Linked DNA regions of Homo sapiens: region 2 is linked to region 1. A link is a contact called in ENCODE Hi-C or POLR2A ChIA-PET data. All regions are on one chromosome and are shown on one strand. Each heading gives the region's core, a stretch centred on a gene start or an enhancer-like site at or near the end of the contact. The rest is flanking DNA. Distances are from core to core; before and after follow the strand shown.

The links. Hi-C counts contacts between places; a loop is a spot of excess contacts on that map. ChIA-PET counts read pairs that join two places held with the same protein, here RNA polymerase II (POLR2A). Pooled maps may share reads with other maps.
Region 2: a map of astrocyte of the cerebellum shows a loop between it and region 1 (4-fold over the local background). The contact joins two enhancer-like sites. A Hi-C loop is called at or near these places in 2 of 168 maps with a recorded cell type or tissue (astrocyte of the cerebellum and tibial artery) and 4 of 50 pooled maps. POLR2A ChIA-PET finds 5 or more read pairs at or near these places in 1 of 52 experiments (BJ).

The regions. Positions count from the first base shown.
Region 1 is chr15:93,121,263-93,124,061 of GRCh38, reverse strand. All of the region lies in intron 3 of LOC101927025 (a long non-coding RNA gene), which reads right to left. Among named protein-coding and RNA genes, the nearest start is that of RGMA, 33 kb to the right of the region's middle. Within about 2 kb of position 1,366, at least 2 of the 41 ENCODE cell types and tissues checked have a DNase peak (open chromatin) inside an H3K27ac peak, as active enhancers do.
Region 2 is chr15:93,156,846-93,159,644 of GRCh38, reverse strand. All of the region lies in intron 4 of LOC101927025 (a long non-coding RNA gene), which reads right to left. Among named protein-coding and RNA genes, the nearest start is that of RGMA, 69 kb to the right of the region's middle. Within about 2 kb of position 1,369, at least 2 of the 41 ENCODE cell types and tissues checked have a DNase peak (open chromatin) inside an H3K27ac peak, as active enhancers do.

The DNA of each region.
Region 1 (2,799 bases), core at 117-2,616:
AATTTCAAAGAGATTAGAAAACTTCCTATAAGTCACATCCAGCTGGTAAAAGAAAGAAAGAAAAACAACAACAACAACAACAAAAACACCTCACAATTACATCAGGTCAACAATACACTCAGACCCCAGGGGCAATTCTAGATCCACTTCTAAATTTTAACACAGGCCTAGTTGAAATGAAAAAAAAAAAAAGATCCAGCTAGGCACGGTGGCTCGTGCCTGTAATCTCAGCATTTTGGGAGGCCAAGACAGGAGGATCACTTGAGGCCAGAAGTTCAAGACCAGCCTGGGCAACAGAGCAAGACCTCGTCTCTACAAAAAAAAATTAGCCAGGCATAGTGGCCCACGCTTGTCATCCCAGCAACTAGGCTGCTGAGACTGGAGGATCACTTGAGCCCAGGAGTTTGAGGCTGCGGTGAGTCATGATCACCCCACCGCACTCCAGCCTGGACAACACAGCAAGACCCTGTCTCAAAAAAAAAAAAAAGGAAAAATGATCCTAATAAGAACATAATTTTAATGCTGGCTTTGCTCTAATCCCAGCCAATCATGCCTTTCACTAAAAAGCTTAAAAAGTACACATGAACTTATCAGGTTGAATCTTCACATTTGCATGTAAATCTGATTTCTTCCCTGTTTACAAGTATGCCCTTATCGCCCAGCTTCTTGATACTCAGTGTGGTCTGCAGCAATAGCAACATCTGAGAGTCTCCCAGAAATGCGGAATCTCAGGCCCCACTCCAGACCCACAGAATCAGAACATGCAACGTTAACAACATTGCTAGGTGATTTGTTTGTATAGGAAAGTTGGAGGAGCACGTGACCCCAAGAAATCTCAAATAGCAGCAATTTTACAAACATTTCTCTTTGGTGTATCTAAAGACAGCATGGACTAGTAAAAGCTGTTTTGTTTTGTTTTTAAAATAAAAAAACAAAGACAGGGATCTTGCTGGGTTGGCCAGGGTAGTCTTGAACTCCTGGCCTCAAGCAATCCTCCCACCTTGGCCTCCAAAAGTATTGGGATTACAGGCATGAGCCACCACACCAGCCAAAAGCTATTTTTTTTAATACAAAGAGTCTACCGAGAGACAACGCCCCCCAGACAAGAGCCACCTGAGTGGCCCACAGTGAACTGTCTCAGAAATGTCATTTCTCAGGTGAACAAGCCAGCTTTTCAGGCTTCAGTGTCAGTTTTCAGTTTTCAGGTTTCAGTCCAGAAACCCTGGACTAAACCAGCTTTTCAGGGCCCTGTGTTGCACTTGAATGCTCAGCTACCCGCTTACCCAGCCACCAGCAACACCAATATCACCACGGCGACTCTGCCTCTTCACCCACCACACCCACCCGCCCTGCCTACAACTGTTCTGGGCCTGTAGTTCCCAGAGCCGCAGGGAGGGTGTCGTGGGTTTATCAAAAAAATTGGAAAAAGGAAAGAAAAGTGGCTTTCAAATTCCTTTCAAATGACTAGAGAATAAAACTGGTCTTTGGCCATATGGAAAAAAAAATGCACCCAAAAATGAGGTAATAGGGGAATAGCAATGAACCTCAGAGGCTGTCCTTAAACCAAACCTACGATGGGTTTGGAAATGTCCTTATAAAGCCATATTGGACATGCCACTGGTGATTCCTTGGTGGCCTGGCTGTGTGTGGTATGGGGCTGAGACCAGAACCGTGGAATCCCGGGTTACAGGAAGGTCGGAGCTGTTTCAGTCACCAGCCAAATCTACAATTAGTCCTTCGGGGAGATATTTCGGAAGGGACCCCTGGCTGGAAGAAGGACCCAAGCCTGGGAAAGCCAAGGAGCCTTCTCCAGAGGGCGTTGCTCGGCTTTTCTCAAGGCTTGCTGGAATTTCATTATCCCACTCACGGAGTACAGATGGGAATTTAATAATTAATTAGGGAATTGCTCACCCCAGAGCGCGTGCAAGGGGATTATGCAAATCAGTCGAGATTGTGGCAAACGGCTGAATATTTTATAGTGTGTTTAATTTGCAAACACTACCCACTGAGACGGCTTAGGTAGGAAACCTATAATAATAATTATTATTACTCATCAAAAACCACTTGAGTTTCCATCAAACTGCCTTCCTTTCAACTGCTTCCACCAAACCCTTCCCCCAAGAAATGTAGTATTTTTTAAAAAATGAAAAACAGAAAGTAACCGAAATTCAAAAGAATATTACGAATGAAATGAATCTGTCTAGATAAAATAAAAACTAACCTGGACGCTACCTTTTGCCAGCCTACAACTCTTGTAACACTCAAATATCTTCCATCCTGATAGTTTTCTCCTCTAGATACCAACTGAGCTAGCAAGCTGAACACAAAAGAGAGCAATGTGTTCCCCTGTGTGCACTCCACACACTACTTAATGCATTAATTAAGCCAACCATTGATTCTGTAAACACCCCTACATCCTTCCTATAAATATTCTTTTGCTTAAATAATCTGGAGCCATTTCCTATTACCTCCCAACAAGTGCCCTAGCTGCTCTAGCTTGTAAGGATAATAAGGGCTGGAGAAGTCCACGCTCCAGGGACTTCTAGCTAATTCCACCTGTTCCACCACCAGCACCGCCACAGGTTGAAAACTCAGTCCTCTAGAACAGGATTGGCAAACTTTTTCCATAAAGGGCCAAATAGTAAATATTTAGGCCTTGCGGGCCATACGGTCTCAGTTGCAACTTCTCAACTCTGCTGTTGCAACACGAAAGCAGCCTCAACCAATATGTAAACAAATGAGCATGGCTGTGTTCCAATAAAGCTTTATTCACAAAAACAGATGGTGGGCCAGATTTGG
Region 2 (2,799 bases), core at 120-2,619, 36 kb before region 1:
CAAAGGAAGAAGGCGGAGGCATGAAATAAGCAAAGAGAGATAAACAGGACCTTTTATTCCTGGAGGCTGAGAGAACAGGGGACAGACTGCCTTTTAGAAAGACCACTCTGAACAGTGGCAGCCTCTCCCACCAAAATATCAGCCCTTGGGGGTCTGTTTTTGCTGCCACTGTCTTGCTACCTGAGTGTTCAGCACATAGTGGGTACACAGAAATTATTTCTGGAATGAATGAATGAGTGAGTGAATGGATGTTCTTTGTTTTGGTTTTTTTTTTTTTTGAGACGGAGTCTCGCTCTGTTGCCCAGGCTGGAGTGCAGTGGCGCGATCTCGGCTCACTGCAAGCTCTGCCTCCCGGGTTCGCGCCATTCTCTTGCCTCAGCCTCCCGAGTAGCTGGGACTACAGGTGCCCGCCACCACGCCCGGTAATTTCTTGTATTTTTTTAGTAGAGATGTGGTTTCATCATGTTAGCCAGGGTGGTCTTGATCTCCTGACCTCGTGATCCAGCCGCCTCAGCCTCTCAAAGTGCTGGGATTACAGGCGTGAGCAACCGCGCCCGGCCAAGTGAGTGAATGGATGAATAAATCAGTGAATAGTGGCAGGATAGAGGATGGAAGAAGGGTGGGGGGCTCTTACTGCAGCCCTGAGTGTAGGTAAGGACCTTTCTACGCCAGGGGAATGGGGCTAGAAAGAAGAGGCAGAATTTGCCATCATCTGGTATATTCGAGGCCATACAGGCCTCACAGTGCTTCTTGGAGGTGTTTCTGTATTTCTGACATGTTCAGAAATGTCTACAAGACTAAAGCAGTCGTGAGATATAATCAGGATTGAAATGTATTCCAAAGCTTGTCCCCCGCCCTGCCCCAGCCCTGGGAAATATTATTCTTCAAGCACAGACAGCTGGGCAGTGGGATGCGGACTCCGCATTCTCCAGACCAGAACACACCCAGGCCAGGTGGACACATTTGCGGCTCCTTCCAGCCAGAGGTTTCATTCTGGGTTTGGCAGTCATTTTGGGGTTTCTGTGTCCTAGAGATGTTGAACTCTGTACTTAATCTAGGTTTAATAGGCAGCTATTATGTTAAATAGAGACCAGCTGAACTGATTATTTAAGACATAGTTATGGTCATTTAACAACTATGTGGTTTGACTGCTACATCTCAAGAAAGGTTTTCCAGCCCCTGGCTATGATTACCATTTTGGTAACTGTCCTCACCTAGCCGCTGCTTGCCTGAGGGCCCGGAAGCTCCCCACTCTGCCTCTTTCCCTGGTCCCCTGACTGGTCTCTTTGCCGAGTGTCGGAGCGTCCATGGAGGTCAGGGAACTGGAGCTGAGGCTACGCATGGCTGTGCAGGAGGGCGTGGCCCTGCAGGCAGGGTGCCTGCCAAGCACCTGTCCACAAGGCTCTGGATTTGTCTCTCAATGGGAGCCTGGCTTTGCTGGAGAGCTCAGAAGCCACAGCTGAGCCCAGGAGGGGACGAAGTCACTTGGAACCCCTCTAGAAGAAAAGAGTCTGTGTGTAAGAAAGAAACTGGAAGAAAACTATAGGGGTACAAATTCGCTAGAAGTTTCCCTAGTGCAAGGTTACTTAAAGGAACATTGGACCAGTGCTGCTGCGACCTGTTCTAACTGGCCCACAAATTGAGGATAAGAATTCAGGAACTTGCATAGCACTTTCAAATTGCCACAGTACCTAAGCATCCCATCAACGTGCCCAGCTCATTGAACAGGGTGTAGACCAGTTTGCGCATTGAACTCCCAGCAGAGGCCCTCCTAGCTGCAACTAGTCATGTGTGAGGACCATAGAACTGTCCACCAAGGACTGGAAGTGTTAAAGCTGGTCTTCGAGCTCAGATGCTTTAAGAACCACGGCTTGGGTCGGGGGAGGGGGGAGGGATAGAATTAGGAGAAATACCTAATGTAAATGACGAGCGAATGGGTGCAGCACACCAACATGGTACATGTATACATATGTAACAAACCTGCACGTTGTGCACATGTACTCTAGAACTTAAAGTATAAAAAAAAAAAAAAAAAAAACACCACGGCTTGAGTGCAGGATCTCTCACCTCATTTGTTTCCCCACCCGGCCTGTGCCCTTTGAGCACATAGCAGGACTTTTTAAATCTTCCTTATGTACGTTTAGAAATGCTTATAATGGGCCGGGCGCGGTGGCTCATGCCTGTAATCCCAGCACTTTGGGAGGCCAAGGTGGGTAGATCACGATCGGGAGATAGAGACCATCCTGGCTAACACGGTGAAACCCTGTCTCTACTAAAAATACAAAAAATTGGCCGGATGTGGTGGCGGGCCCCTGTAGTCCCAGCTACTCAGGAGGCTGAGGCAGGAGAATGGCGTGAACCCAGAAGGCGGAGCTTGCAGTGAGCCGAGATCGCACCATTGCACTCCAGCCTGGGCGACAGAGCAAGACTCTGTCTCAAAAAAAAAAAAAAAGAAATGCTTATAATCGGCCAGGCACAGTGGCTCACACCTGTAATGCCAGCACTTTGGGAGGCTGAGGTGGGCAGAGCAACTGAGGTCAGGAGTTCAAGACCAGCCTGGCCAACATTGTGAAACCCCATCTCTACTAAAAATACAAAATCTCTACTAAAAATACGAAAAATACAAGCACTGATCTGAAGCACTTGTACTTTTATATTAAATCACTTAGACCTATGAGGTGGATATACTTCTAATCCCATTGTGCAGATGATAAAACCAAAACAGAGAAAAGTTAAGTAACTTGCCTAAGTCAATATAACTAGCTGGTAAATGGTGGGTCTAGGGTGCAAACCTAGCTA